Linked DNA regions of Homo sapiens: region 1 is linked to region 2. Evidence: chromatin contacts called from ENCODE Hi-C or POLR2A ChIA-PET data. All regions are on one chromosome and are shown on one strand. The core of a region is the stretch at or near the end of the contact, and the rest is flanking DNA. Distances in the headings are between cores, read along the strand shown.

Evidence for each region. Hi-C counts contacts between places; a loop is a spot of excess contacts on that map. ChIA-PET counts read pairs that join two places held with the same protein, here RNA polymerase II (POLR2A). Pooled maps may share reads with other maps.
Region 1: POLR2A ChIA-PET joins it to region 2 with 16 read pairs in activated CD4-positive, alpha-beta memory T cell. The contact joins two enhancer-like sites. A Hi-C loop is called at or near these places in 3 of 50 pooled maps. POLR2A ChIA-PET finds 5 or more read pairs at or near these places in 5 of 52 experiments (HEK293T, Panc1, WTC11 and 2 more).

What each region holds. Positions count from the first base shown.
Region 1 is chr1:26,200,146-26,206,978 of GRCh38, forward strand. It overlaps CATSPER4 (cation channel sperm associated 4), which reads left to right. Exons shown (of 10, transcript NM_198137.2): 8 at 685-896; 9 at 1,209-1,374; 10 at 2,344-2,819. The coding sequence ends at 2,397. Among named protein-coding and RNA genes, the nearest start is that of CATSPER4, 13 kb to the left of the region's middle. RefSeq lists an enhancer at 1,310-2,282. Within about 2 kb of position 1,251, at least 4 of the 41 ENCODE cell types and tissues checked have a DNase peak (open chromatin) inside an H3K27ac peak, as active enhancers do.
Region 2 is chr1:26,121,759-26,129,169 of GRCh38, forward strand. It overlaps PDIK1L (PDLIM1 interacting kinase 1 like), which reads left to right. Exons shown (of 3, transcript NM_152835.5): 3 at 79-3,797. The coding sequence ends at 819. Among named protein-coding and RNA genes, the nearest start is that of PDIK1L, 14 kb to the left of the region's middle. RefSeq lists silencers at 1,680-1,974, 6,900-7,194. Within about 2 kb of position 4,818, at least 12 of the 41 ENCODE cell types and tissues checked have a DNase peak (open chromatin) inside an H3K27ac peak, as active enhancers do.

The DNA of each region.
Region 1 (6,833 bases), core at 1-2,500, 75 kb after region 2:
ATAATCAAGGGCCTGGAGAAAGCCAAGTTGGAGGCCTGGAGGCAGCAGCCCCCCATCTTGAGTGCCCACCCACCAACTGGGGCTTCTGAGGGGTGTGGATTTTCTAGATGTTAGATTTCTATGGCAACTCAAAACTGAGCAGCTGGGTGACCTTGGGGCATTTACCCACTCTAAGCCTCAATTTTTTTCTTTTGTAAAATGGGAATAATAATAGTACTTAACTCATAGGGTTATTTTATGAGGGTTAATGGGTAAATGAACAGTGCTTGGCGCATAGTAAGCACTCAATAAATGTTAGCTACGGTATTATTCATTCAGGGCAGTACTTCCATAAGGTTGGGGAAAGGGGTGGAGTACTTCTAAAAGAGTGGAGTGCTGGAGGCCTGGGCTTGAGGGTAGGCAGGGCTTTATAAATTTGCTGGGTAGGGTTTATCAGGGTTGAAATCTGGGGCAGGGCTAAATTTTGAAATGGGGTGAGAATTTTTAAAGAGGTGGGGGGAGGTCATGTGCATTTAAAGTTGGGTTCCCCCAGCAAGGCAGTGAGGCTAAGATTGGTGAGAGCTGAAATGAGGGCCTTAGAACCCTGGGGTCCTAAGAGACTCATCCTGAAGCCAAGCAGGAAAAGGGTGCCGGGGGCGTGCCTGCCTGAGCTGTCCCGACCCCTCTCTATCCCCCGCTTCCCAGACAGGCGCAGAGGAAGAGGAGGAGAATGACCAGCTGCCACTGGTGCATTGTGTGGTCGCCCGCTCGGAGAAATCTGGTCTCCTCCAGGAACCCCTTGCGGGAGGCCCCCTGTCGAACCTCTCAGAAAACACGTGTGACAACTTTTGCTTGGTGCTTGAGGCAATACAGGAGAACCTGAGGCAGTACAAGGAGATCCGAGATGAACTCAACATGTAGGGGAGGGTACTGGGGCTGCCCCCAAGTCATGTGAGTCAAGGCTGGGCGGAGCGTCAGAGTCTTCTGGCCTCACGCCCTCACCATTTATAAGGCAGAGCCTGGGCCCCACAGAGGTCCCCCACCCTATTGGTGGAGGAACTGGAATCCAGACTCCAGGTTCCTTCCATCTCACACAAGGGCACAGCTCGGCCTGGGTCTCTGTCAGGGCTGCGTGGGAGAGCGAAGCGGGGGTGACGCCAGGGAAGAGGTGGGAGGGCTGCTTCCCTCCCCTGAGGCCTTCTGAAAGGCACTCACTGCTCCACCCCCAGGATTGTGGAGGAGGTGCGCGCAATCCGCTTCAACCAGGAGCAGGAGTCAGAGGTGTTGAACAGGCGCTCGTCGACGAGCGGGTCGTTGGAGACTACGTCATCCAAGGACATCCGCCAGATGTCTCAACAGCAAGACTTGCTCAGTGCGCTCGTTAGCATGGAAAAGGTGTGCCTTCCTTCTCCTACCCAATGGGTACTCGCCCTGACACTCTGCTCAGCCCAGCCCAGCCGGGCCTCTGGACCATTTGTCAAAGTTTCTGTCTATTCCAAGATCTGGTCCCCCTCACCACCACCACCCCTCCTTTTTTTTCTTTTTTCTTTTTCTTTCTTTCTTTCCTTTTTTTTTTTTTTTTTGAGACGGAGTCTTACTCCATCGCCCAGGCTGGAGTGCAGTGGCGCGATCTCGGCTCGCTGCCACCTCTGCGGCCTGGGTTCAAGCGATTCTCCTGCTTCAGCCTCCCAAGTAGCTGGGATTACAGGTGCTTGTCACTGCACCTGGCTAATTTTTGTAGTTTTAGTAGAGATGGGGGTTTCACCATCTTGGCCAGGCTGGTCTTGAACTCCTGACCTCGTGATCCACCCTCCTTGGCCTCCCAAAGTGCTGGGATTACAGGCGTGAGCCACTGCACCTGGCTGTCTGCCTCTTAAACTTCCATCTGCCTCAGCTGTCACTGCCTATCTGGTTAGGTTCTGCACTTTCCTTCTCGGAAAGGCTCCACCCTTCCTGCCAGTTTCATCTCTAGTGCCTTCAAACCTACCCTTTCTTAGTGTGTGTGGCATGAGCCAGCTCAGTGCCTGCCTAGTGGCAGACACTTAGGCTGTAAGTATAGTGTGGGCACAGGACCCAGGATCCTATCTAAGGTGCACAAAACCAGCTGTCTCCTGAACTCCTGGAGAGAAAAAGGCACACACCCACGTTACTTAGTTTCTTTTTCTGCCCCTCCACACCATCAGCCTGGGATATACCCTGGGCTCCCAAACTCAGAGGGGGTACTAGGTAGGCTCAAGTTAGACCTATGAAGCACTTCTCTGGGAGGCCTGGCTGGGGAAGCTGGTGAGACTGGAGGAGGTGAGTAACGGAGGCTGCCATATCGGGGGGAGTGGGGGATTAACAAGAAGACCTCTTGGTTTGCAGGTTCATGACTCTAGCTCACAAATACTCCTTAAAAAACACAAGAGCAGCCACTGAGAGGCCAGGATGGGAGCCAAGGGGCCTGCACACACACACCCAGCCGCTGCGTCTTCCTGTGTCCTTAGTGTGGCTTGGCAGAGCCTGGCCAGAGCCCATCCTCTCCCTTATACCTGGGCAGAGGCCAGGGGCTGTGAAGGTGGCAGCACCTGCAGGTCTGGTGCCTGTGAGCCCCAGGTCCGGTGGAGCAAGGAGAGAGGAGGATGCTGGATGATGAGAGTGGGAACCCTAGCAGCAAGGATGAGCACAGAAGGGGGTGCTGGCCAACGCAGCCAGGATTTGACCTAAGGATGGGGATCCCTGGCCCCCTGCTCTTGCCCAGAGCTGGTGGGGGGCCTCAGTGGGCCCCAGAACCAAGAAGAGAAAGGCAAGGCCAGTGGGGCCAGACATCTGTGTGTTGACAATAAAGTTTTGTGTTGGAATCAATGTCTCTGACTGGTGGATCTCCAACTCCTTGGGGCACTTGCCTGGGTCTAATAGGAAAGACAGATCTTGCCCCTCAAAATCCCGTTTGTCTGGTGGGAGAGTCACAGGCTGCCCTGAAGAGCATCCAGTCTAATGGGAGGGAGAATTGCACCCCTAAAAATTTCTGACTTAATGGTAGAGATATAACCCTTGCCCTCAGGGTCCTAAGCTTTGTGGAGGAAAGTCTGGTCCTCATGGGAGGGAGCCCCTGTCTGATGAAGGAGATGGCCCTACCTGCTCTCTCCCTGTCTGAAGATGGAGACTGGTCCTCACTCTGGGGAGCCCTTGTCTGATGGGATCACCAATGACCAAGTCACACAAGTACAGGCACCTCCATCCTAGGGCAATGGAGACTGACTACTTAAAATGTGGGTCCTGGCAGCTTCCTAGAGGAGAGGAAGATTTTGCGGGTCAGATGAATGAAGTCTGGTGGGGAACTTAGGACCTGTGAAGCCTATTTGGGATCTTCATACTCAAGGCCACTGAGAGCCTCAGCAGGTTCCTGAGCTATGCAATCTGGGGAGAGTCAGAAAATTGTGGCAGTTATGGGCAATAGAAAGAGCTGCCTTGGAGGACAGGAAACCTCGGTTCTGGTCCTTCAGTGAGTCACTTGGCCTTGTTTTCCCCATCTGTGCGATGGAGAGAGGGTGAGATTGATCTCCATCTCTAAAATCAAATAATCCCCTCTTATCCCAGGAAGTGGAAGACCCATGGGATCAGCTATGTCCCTGGGATGCAGGTGTCAGGGGATAGCCTGGAAGGCCTGGACATCTGCCCTGTTGTTCAGCGAAGCCTGACACTTAGGGGCCGTGGCGATATTCACCAGTTGGAATGGGAGTCCCCAGAGGTCCACTGATTGCAGCTGATGGGAAACCCCACCCCCCATCGTCCTCCCATCAGCATTGGTTCCAACTCTGAAAAGCCCCCTGGGGTCTGTTGGGAAGGAGTCTGGCCCCTGGGGATGGATGGTGCACTCAGTAGGCAGATGAGAGGCAGCAACAGAGCCAGCAGTGCCTTACTGTCTCGGAGCCGTTAATCTATTCCCCTGTTTGAGCCAGGACTTCTTCCCAGCACCCTCCAGGACCATCAGCAGCACAGAGAAGGGCACCCAGCGGATTTTGCTGCTGCTGTTGCTACTTACTGGAGATGGCGCCCTCAACCTGCCTGGTGAGTATCTACATACTCTTTCCACCCATCTTTCTCTGGGGGCCCTCTCAGCCCCTCTTCTTGTTGGCCAGAGAGGGAAGAAGGTGGCAGATCAGATGGTGTCTTCAGGAGGAGCTAACAGTTTGAGTATGGCTATCCTTCACCCCTAACTGTCTGAAAGGCTTGGAGCATCAGTGAGCTTACAGTCAGGAGCACAGCAGGGTGACCTCCATGGAGCTCCTGGCCTTGACCATCTATCTCCTCCAGGATGCTATTTTGTCTATCTACTCCCTTCATCTTGTTTGTCATCTCATCTGTCTCTGCCTTTGTCTTTCCCATCCGGGCCAACCTAACAGCCTGGAGTTTCAGCAGGCTAGTTCCTTCCCAAACTGGCCTGGAACTGAGGGCCCAGGAAGTCATACTCTCCCCTTCCCCTTCCCCTTCCCTACTCCAGCAAAGAGCAACTACCACTCCCCATGCCTTACTGAGCCTGAGTTAGGAGTGGGGCCCCGGATTCTGAGCTCCTAGGACAGTGCGGGGGAAGATATTGGGAGGTGGCTGGAAATTGTGTGTCTCATCACCCCTATGGTCTCACCTGATGGGTTTCCCATCAGCTACAATCAGTGGACCTCTGGGGACTCCCTATGAGTCCATAACTTTTACCAGGGACAGGAGCATCCTTGGCAAACTGTCCAGGAAGCAGACACCAATTCTGATGACAGGAGCAGCAGGGGATAATCATTCCCAATAGCAGTTCTACTCATTGAGTACCTACTAGGTGCTAAGCATGGTGCTGAGTGCTTCACACGCAGTATTTCATCCTCATGACCATCAGTGAAGTGGGTATGAAGAGGATATGTCCCCACGGGGGACTTATCCTCCATCACAGAACTGAGATCCTAACCCAGGTCTGACTTCAGAGCCCAGGTCACACTTCTCAAGGGAGCTTCTGTGGGCAGGAAACCTCAATATCATAAAGATGTCAATCCTCACTGAACCTATAATTGCAGGGCACCTCCAATCACAATTCCAACAGGTTGCTTGTAGAAATTGTTAAGCTGATCCTAACATATGTAAGGAAGAACAAAAGGCCAAGAATAGTCAAGATAATTTTTTTTTTTTTTTGAGACGGAGTTTTGCTCTTGTTGCCCAGGCTGGAGTGCAATGGCACGATCTTGGCTCACTGCAACCTCCACCTCCCAGATTCAAGCAATTCTTCTGCCTCAGCCTTCCGAGTAGGTGGGAGTACAGGCATGCGCCACCAAGCCCAGCTAATTTTTTGTATTTAGTAGAGATGGGGTTTCACCATGTTGGTCAGGCTGGTCTCGAACTCCTGACCTCAAGTGATCTGCCCACCTCGGCTTCCCAAAGTGCTGGGATTACAGGTGAGAGCCACTGCGCCCGGCCTGTCAAGATAATTTTGAAGCACAAGATGGGTGACTCACCCGACCAAATATTGAGGCTTACTATAAAGTAACAGTAAGATAATGTGGTGTTGGTTGGGGGAAAGATGGACTTTTCCATAAGGGGGCAGGGATAACTGATTAACTATATGGAAAAAACATAAAGTCAGATTCAGTGGAAACATCCCTCCCTGCAAATAAAAACTTGAGACCCCTATAGCAAGACATATAGGTTCAGTGCAAACTAGATCTTTGTTGCAAATGGACCCCACAGATGACTAGAGTTTACAATGCTCCTCCACACTGAGCCAAGTCCCTCACTAGGCTAAGAGGAACATGGAGGCCCAGAGAGAGGTGAGACCTTCCCCAGCGTCACCCAGCAAGCCAGTAATAGAGCCAGGTGTAGAGCGTAGGTCCCCCTACCCTTTCCAAGCATCCTTGCCAATTCCCCTGGCCTGTTGCAATCCCTTAGCTCTGCACAGGGCCAGAAGAAAGTGGGTGTGGGACTGGGCAAGGTGGCTCATGCCTACAATCCCAGCACTTTTAGAGGCCAAGGCAGGAGGATTGCTTGAGGCCAAGAGTTTGAGACCATCCTGGGTAATATAGTGAGACCTCATCTCTACAAAAAATAAAAAGAAGGCTGGGTGCAGTGGTTCACGCCTGTAATCCCAGCACTTTGGGAGGCTGAGGGGGGCAGGTCATGAGGTCAAGAGATCAAGACCATCCTGGCCAACATGGAGAAACCCTGTCTCTACTAAAAAAATAAAAAATAAATTAGCTGGGCGTGGTGGCACGCGCCTGTAGTCCCAGCTACTCAGGAGGCTGAGGCAAGAGAATCACTTGAACCCGGGAGGTGGAGGTTTTAGTGAACTGAGATTGTGCCACTTTACTCCAGCCTGGCAACAGAGTGAGAATCTGTCTTTAAAAAGAAAGAAAGAAAGAAAGAAAGAAAGAAAAGAAAAAAATCAGCTGGGCGTGGTGGCATGCGCCTATAGTCCCAGCTACTCGGGAGGCTAAGGCAGGAGAATCACTTGAACCCAGGAGGTGGAGGTTGCAGTGAGCTGAGATTGTGCCACTGCACTCCAGCCTGGTGACAGAGTGAGGAAAAAAAAAATCAACTGGGTGTGGTGCAATGTGTGTGCAATGTGGTGCGCCTGTAGTCCCAGCTACTCGGGAGGCTGAGGCAGGAGAATTGTTTGAACCCAGAAGGCAGAGGTTGCAGTGAGCTGAGATCACGCCACTGCACTCCAGCCTGGTGACAGAGTGAGACTCCATCTCAAATAAATAAATAAATAATAAAAAGAAAAATGTTAGTCGAGTGTGGTGGTGCGCACTTGTAGTCCCAGCTACTCAGGAGGCTGAGGCAAGAGGATCACTTGAGCCCAGGAGTTTGAGGCTGCAGTGAGCCATGATTGCACCACG
Region 2 (7,411 bases), core at 3,568-6,067:
CTTTCAATTATTATTTTCCTATAACTGAATTGTATAACCTATGCAAATGATTGTAATCTTTTTTCTTCCTTCTTGTAGCTTGTAGAAACTTCATTAAAAGGAGAAATTGCCTTTGATCCCAGAAGCGCCTATTATTTGTGGTTTGTGATGGATTTTTGTGACGGAGGAGATATGAATGAGTATCTGTTGTCCAGGAAACCCAATCGTAAAACTAACACCAGCTTCATGCTTCAGCTGAGCAGTGCCCTGGCTTTCTTGCATAAAAACCAGATCATCCACCGAGATCTTAAGCCTGATAACATCCTGATTTCTCAAACCAGGTTGGATACCAGTGACTTGGAACCTACCCTCAAAGTGGCTGATTTTGGTCTAAGTAAAGTTTGTTCAGCCTCTGGGCAGAACCCAGAAGAACCTGTCAGTGTAAACAAGTGTTTCCTTTCCACAGCATGTGGAACAGATTTTTACATGGCTCCTGAAGTTTGGGAAGGACATTACACAGCAAAAGCTGACATCTTTGCTCTGGGGATTATCATCTGGGCAATGCTGGAAAGGATCACATTCATAGACACAGAGACAAAGAAGGAACTCTTGGGGAGTTATGTAAAACAAGGAACTGAGATTGTGCCTGTTGGGGAGGCACTTCTGGAAAATCCCAAAATGGAACTTCTCATTCCTGTGAAGAAAAAATCTATGAATGGGCGAATGAAACAACTGATTAAGGAAATGCTGGCTGCAAACCCTCAGGATCGTCCAGATGCTTTTGAACTAGAACTCAGATTAGTACAAATTGCATTTAAAGATAGCAGCTGGGAAACGTGACACATATTATTTGCAAATACCATGGATGATATGCTGCTTCTGTTTAACAGTGATGCAACATTATGTGGCTGAAAAAGAATATAAAAAGCTAGACTCTACCCTCTAAGGGTTTAGATTTTTTGTGGGATTTTTTTTTTCCTCATTTTTCTTAAATCCAAGTTGGCCGTTTTATTAGTATGTTTCAAATGTGTATTACCAATGTGGGTGTAAATTTTTAAAAAATGATTATTGATAGAAGTTTGGCAGGAAAATTCTTTAAGAGCTAACAAGAGAAGAGAGTCCAGTTTTCTGGAAATATGTCTTTAAGTATTTTAGACATTCCTCGTCAGTATTAGGAATTTCCATGGGAAAAGAGGTTTGCATGCTGGTAATGCAACCTTTGAAACTTTGTAAAGGAAACATATATGTATATATTTATGTATATGTAAGTATGTGAATGTGCGCATTTTGCATTCCATATGAAAAAAATGCCACGTCTGTTTAAATTATTTGATGTAGGTTTGGGTTTTTGAGATTTGCTGGTGAAGTCAGTGACGAAAAATAAACCTTCCCTTATCTTCCTACTCTGCCCCTCCCCCTAATGAAATCATATTAAGTTGTTTTTTTTTTTTTTTGTAATATACAGCTTTTTTTTTAAGGCATCATTTTCGAGGGTCTAAAATTATCTGGTAAAACAAATGAAATTAAGTGATCCAAAGCTGCTGAAGTATGTTTGAACTCTCCAGTGCCCTATAGCTGCAAGAGTTGAATTAGTCATGCAGTCATATGGCAGCAGGTTGGTGATTCAGTCCGACCTTCTTTAGGTAACCGAGCATTTATTTAACCAACTATACCACTGCATTGGGACGTCTGCACTTGAGCTTCTACAATCTGATATAAATCTGAATACAGGATTATTCTGTTTGAAAACTTTGCTATGTGTGAACTGTAATACTTGATACATTTTTGGTTTGAAGACTTTGTCTAAGCCTCATTATACTGAAGTTGAAGAAACCAAATGAGCTCCACCCTCACTTTGCCTGCCCTGATATGATCACTTGTTGAGTCACTGGAGTTCCTTTCATTTTGGCACTGATGCTGTTTTCTCTTGTCTGATTTGAAACAGTACTGGTAATAATATGGTTGTTGAAAATGTGATCACCTTTATCTAAAGTGGGAGAAGATACATACACAGTATGGCAAATGGATAAAATATTGTGGCATCAACTACTTTTAAAGTAGAAAAGCTATCCATTTTATACAATCACTGATACAGTCTATGTCAAAAAACCAACAGACCATTATTCCTCTTGAAGTTAGTTTGATTTTATCTTTGTATGGTTGTCTACAATTTGTTTTCCTGTAAATGCAGATAGTTAAAATCTAAAGGATAGAATGCTTTCCTAAAACAGAACATTAGCCTTTAAGGTTAAATAGACTTTACATTGTATCTAAGTTAATCTTTATAAAGCACTAGAATTTTTGGTCAAAAGTCAAAATAGTATTAGAATATTGAAATTATTGATAGCTTTCATAATCTCAGCTTTTTTGAACTTCCACAATTTTTGGAATATGTCATAATTTTTTTCCCTGTTTCAAATGTGTTCAGAGGAAATAGAATGTAAAACATCACAAAAAAAATTGCAGTACATAAAATTTCTGGACTATGTTAGTTACTTGATCTGGAAGTTTAAAATTTGGACTAAAAGGTTTTATTGAAATAAAGCCTCTTAAAATGAAAAATCATATACTTTTAACATCACTTTTAAGCTAATAAATATAAGAATTCTTTTGGAAATTAGAGGTGGAAACACACTGGAACCTCATGATAATTGACCCTCTGGATCACCAGATTAGTTTAATTTAACAGATATGTCCAAGGAAGTTGAGCTATAGGGAGTAAGAAAAAGCATCATGATAACGTCTAGTCAATAACATGGCACTTCAGCAGAGATTCATAGATGATGGTATGCCCATGCATCATTTGCTCTTCAAATATCTATGTGCTTGGAGCCACAGTTTCCTAAGCGCATAGTTTTTGGTCCTGCCTCATGTAAAATAGTTAATGATTATCATTTACTTGGAAAGATTTTACCTGTGAAGTGAAATTCTTTCATTGGGGGTAAGGGTATGAGGTGATCAGGAAGTTTCTTCTGGAATTTTATCAAGTCCTTGTATTCTAAAATAGCCAAGCAAAATGATAGTAAATTCTTTGTCTTTGTTCTTTCAGTCAGAGGTATTTATTAAGTACCTACTGTGTGCTCAGCACTAAAGGTTTGTTGATAAAATGACAATTAAAAAATGGCATTTAGCCAAAGGCCTTTTCAGCCAGGAGTAAGAAAAGATGGTTAGTGATATTTGGAAATACCTGGATATTTGCTAGAGGAAAAATGAAAGCAAAACTTCGTACACAGTGCCTTGCCCATAATAGGTACTCAATAAGCAATTGTTCCTCATAGAGTCTTTTGCCATGATTTATGGTGTTTTTTGAAATTTGTCTTAATTGAAAAAAGACCAAATATTTCAAATGAGCTTATAGGCAGCTGTGGCCAGTGAAAATATGGGGTTGTACAGTTAGTTCCTAGAATGTTATTTTGCACTAGTTGTCACTTAGAAAGATGGGGTTCCTGTAGATTTTTTGGTGCTAAGGGATACTTTGTCATTATGATGAAGTAAGTGTTAAGTGTCAGATAAATAGCACACAGAATAGTTCTTTCTGCTGGTCTGTTTTTTCTCTTCGTTGTTGTTGTTTTTAATTGTAAATTGTTATCAATCAAACTATTGTAGCAGCTACAAAGTAATTCACCAGCATGACAAAATGGTCAAAAAATAAGTCATCAGCACTTAAGAAATGAAAGCAACTTTTGAAATTTTCTGTTAAAATTGTCAAATATATTTTATGAAGAATTTATAAAAGGGGAAAATGATTGTAATTTATTGTTCATGACTTTTTTTTTTAAATAAAGTGAGTTTCAACAAAAAAAAAACTGAAAATTCTACATTGCTGCTTTAGTGGCTCTGTGAGTAGTTCTGTAGTACTTTACTTCATGAGCATAAAATAGAAGGTATAAAATCTGAAACAATGTATTTTTCAGACTTACCTTTTAAATGATTCTGAAATAGAAGTGATTGCCAAGGAAAAGATGATTGAATTATAGGAGTTTCAGCATTTCAAGTTCTCTGAAATTTTAGTGCTGTCTTGCTGTATTTGCTTTGCACACAAGAAGAACTCGTATTGCCAGAGATGAAATTTTTTATTCATTTATCCTTCTGTTTCATTAAGCTGAGGATGCAGCTCAGACTCAGCATAATATATATTAAATAAATGAGAGGATGCAGTTTTTCAATCTATAACTTGAGACGATGGTTTAATTTTCTATTAAAAATTTGGGCCCACTTTTTTATGTTTATCATTTCTGCCTGAAGATACAGTCTATTTAGTGGTCCAATGGAACAGCAGAGGAGAATATGGAAGACAGAAAACAACTCTACATGTGACCTAGTGAAAGTAGGCATCAAGAATTGTGGCTTCAAAAATCAAACCAAAAAAATAGGGGAAAAAAAAAGAATTGTAGCTTCCTACTCTTCTGCTTTCCCTTGGTATAACCTTTATAGACAGGCAAATTTTGCTTTCTAGAGATTGTTTTTAATTGAAGCTTTAAATATTTGTATTTACTAGCATTTTGTAATCCTTTGCAGTTTACAAAGCACCTTCACATGGTTTTTACGTATCTTTTTCACTGAGTTTTACTTAAAATAGGGGCTGATTTCCTGATGAAATTAACAGTAATTACACCAGTTACTGAGATGATGACAAAAGGTTTTACCTTAAGACAGGGTTTTGGTGCCTAATCTCTGACTCCAGTTGGAGTTTTCTCTGACAACGAAGCTTTATCTTTCTCACTGATGTAATGACACTTGGTTGTTTTGGTCTTTTCTTTAAATTCAAATGTTGCTCTCTTTGCCAACCAATCATAGACATCCTGTAAAGTGCAGTGTAATGACAGACGGTTGGTTTGTGGTTAGATAATAACTCCCACTTGAGAAAACCTACAAGGCTGCCACACCTCTTGAAGGCCAAGTGCGTCTTTTAAAGGCAGTACTTTCACCTTTGCAATCATTTTTCATTGCACAGAAGGAAATTGAGAAAAAAAAAAAGCTTGGGCTTTGACTTTACTCTTTTATTTCCTGTTCAGCCCAGTATTTCAAGCTCAGCTTGTTCTGAGCAGAAGTTGGGCAACTTGATATTACCAAAGGCATCCTGGTCTAGCAGAAAAAGCCCAGGCTTTGGAGTAGCAGATGTTGTGTGGTAGCTCATGCCTGTAATCCCAGCACTCTGGGAGGCCGAGGTAGGTGGATCACCTGAGGTCAGGAGTTCGCGACCAGCCTGGGCAACATGGTGAAACCCCATCACTATTTTTAAAAATACAAAAATTAGCTGGGTGTGGTGGCGGGTGCCTGTAATCCCAGCTACTTGGGCGGCTGAGGCAGGAGAATCGCTTGAACCCAGGAGGCAGAGGCTTCAGTGAGCCGAGACCGCACCATTGCACTTCAGCCTGGGCAATGAGCGAAACTCCATCTTAAAAAAAGAAAAAATTCATCAAGCTGCACTTAAAATGTTTACATTTTTCTCTAGGTATGTTATACTTCAAGAAAAATTTTATTTTTAAAAAATGTGCATTGGGGCTACTGGTGACAGCTATTATCAGGCAGAAGGAAAGGACACAGACTTTGAAAATAGACTCTTTACCTTTCTGTTACTAGCTGTGTGACTTTCATGAGTTCCCTAGCCCCTCAAATTCAGTTTCCCACATGTTTAAGCAGAGACAGTACCTGACTCAGAGCGCTGTGAAGATAAAAGGAGCCAATGCATGTAGAAATGCGTGGCATGCTCAGGAAATGTCAGTGCTTCCCGTTCACCCGGGAGGACTCCTAGGAAATGACTCTGAGCTGCCTTTACTGCTAATTTGTACTGCTGATAGGGAGCACGTTGATTGGTTTGTTTAATTTAGCTTACATTTTTACCACAATTATTAGAGAAATACATTCGGTTATGGTGATGTCCTGCGTGTCTCTTTGCCCTGCAGCCCTATTTAAGAACAAGGATAGTTCAATAAAAATCCCCTCAGCCCAGTTTTCTTTCCTCCTTCTACTTGCTGATCACATGATTGATAGTAATTCAGGATGTTTACTGTCTCTTTCACATAGACTACCATGCGTGGAAATTAGGAAAGTAGTAATAAGTACCAAATACTAGAATGACATGCCATTTCTCCTGGCTTTAGGTAGAAGGCAGGGAGCGTTTACTGACGTGATTTGAGAAGCAACAGTAGAAGCACAGCTGTGAGGGCGGCGTGGAGCAGGGCAGCAATGGCTAGAACTTGGAAGTTGGAATTACAGTAGACTCAGTGTTTCTCAACTCTGGCTACTTGTTACAATTTTAACCTGAGGAGGGCAAAAGCAAGCAAAAATCCTGATGACTTCTGCTTCTGGCCATTATGGAGTAACAGGGTTCTATTCCTGCCATAAACAACTCAAATGTCAGACACTGGGAAACTAGCAGTGCACGACAGCAATCCCTGGGAGAAAAGGATCAAATGGGGTGAGCCCTGTGGTTGCCCCAACTTGGAGGGAATCTTTAGGCTGCTGTACAGGGAATAAGTACCTAAACAAGGTTCAACAGTCTCCCTGAGTTGAGGAGACAGAATTTAGGGTTCAGGGAGCACAAGCCAGCTAGGATTCATGGGGCAGAGTATCAGAGAGAGAGAGAGAGACAGATGGTAACAAAGAATTCCAGACCTTGTTGTTTATTTTTTTTCTTTTCTTTTTTGTCCTGTTTTTTATTTGTCGGTGAGAGTTCCAGACCTTTGCAGAAAGTTTTTTTCAAGACATCAGCTGAGGCAGGGCCAGGTAACTCACATCTGTAATCCCAGTACTTTAAGAGGCCAAGCCAGAATGATCACTTGAGCCCAAGAGTTGGAGACCAGCCTAGGCAACATGGTGAAACCCTGTCTCTACAAAAAATAAAATAAAATTATCCAGGTGTGATGGTGTTTGCCTATAGTCCCAGCTACTTGGAGGCTGAGTTGGGAGAATCACCTGAACCCAGGAAAGTCAAGGCTGCAGTGAGCTGGAATCACCACGCTGCACTCCACCCTGGGCGGCAGAGCAAGACCTGCCTTAAAGAAAACATACACACTCACACACACACTCTCTCTCTCTCTCTCTCTCACACACACACACACACTCACACACTCACATTCACACACACAGTATCAGCTAAGTACTAATCAGTCATGCTTATGAAGAAACTATCAGACCTGAATGCAGGAAAGATCCCCTGAAAGGATTAGGCAGAACAATCCTGGAGCTCACACAGGACCAAGAATAATTGATATTTCCACCAGCCAGAACAGAAAGACCTTCTTCCAATATACAGAGCATCACAGAAGAGTATTGTCTCAGTAGTGAGGCCAAGGCTAACAGCTATTCTGGACCTGTCTATCCAAGCTTAAAAGTAAGTCTTGAAAGGTACACAGACAAAATTATAGCAAATTTGATTTAAAGATCTATATTGGCTTTTCTTTGTGATTCTAGAAAAAGGCAACACCTT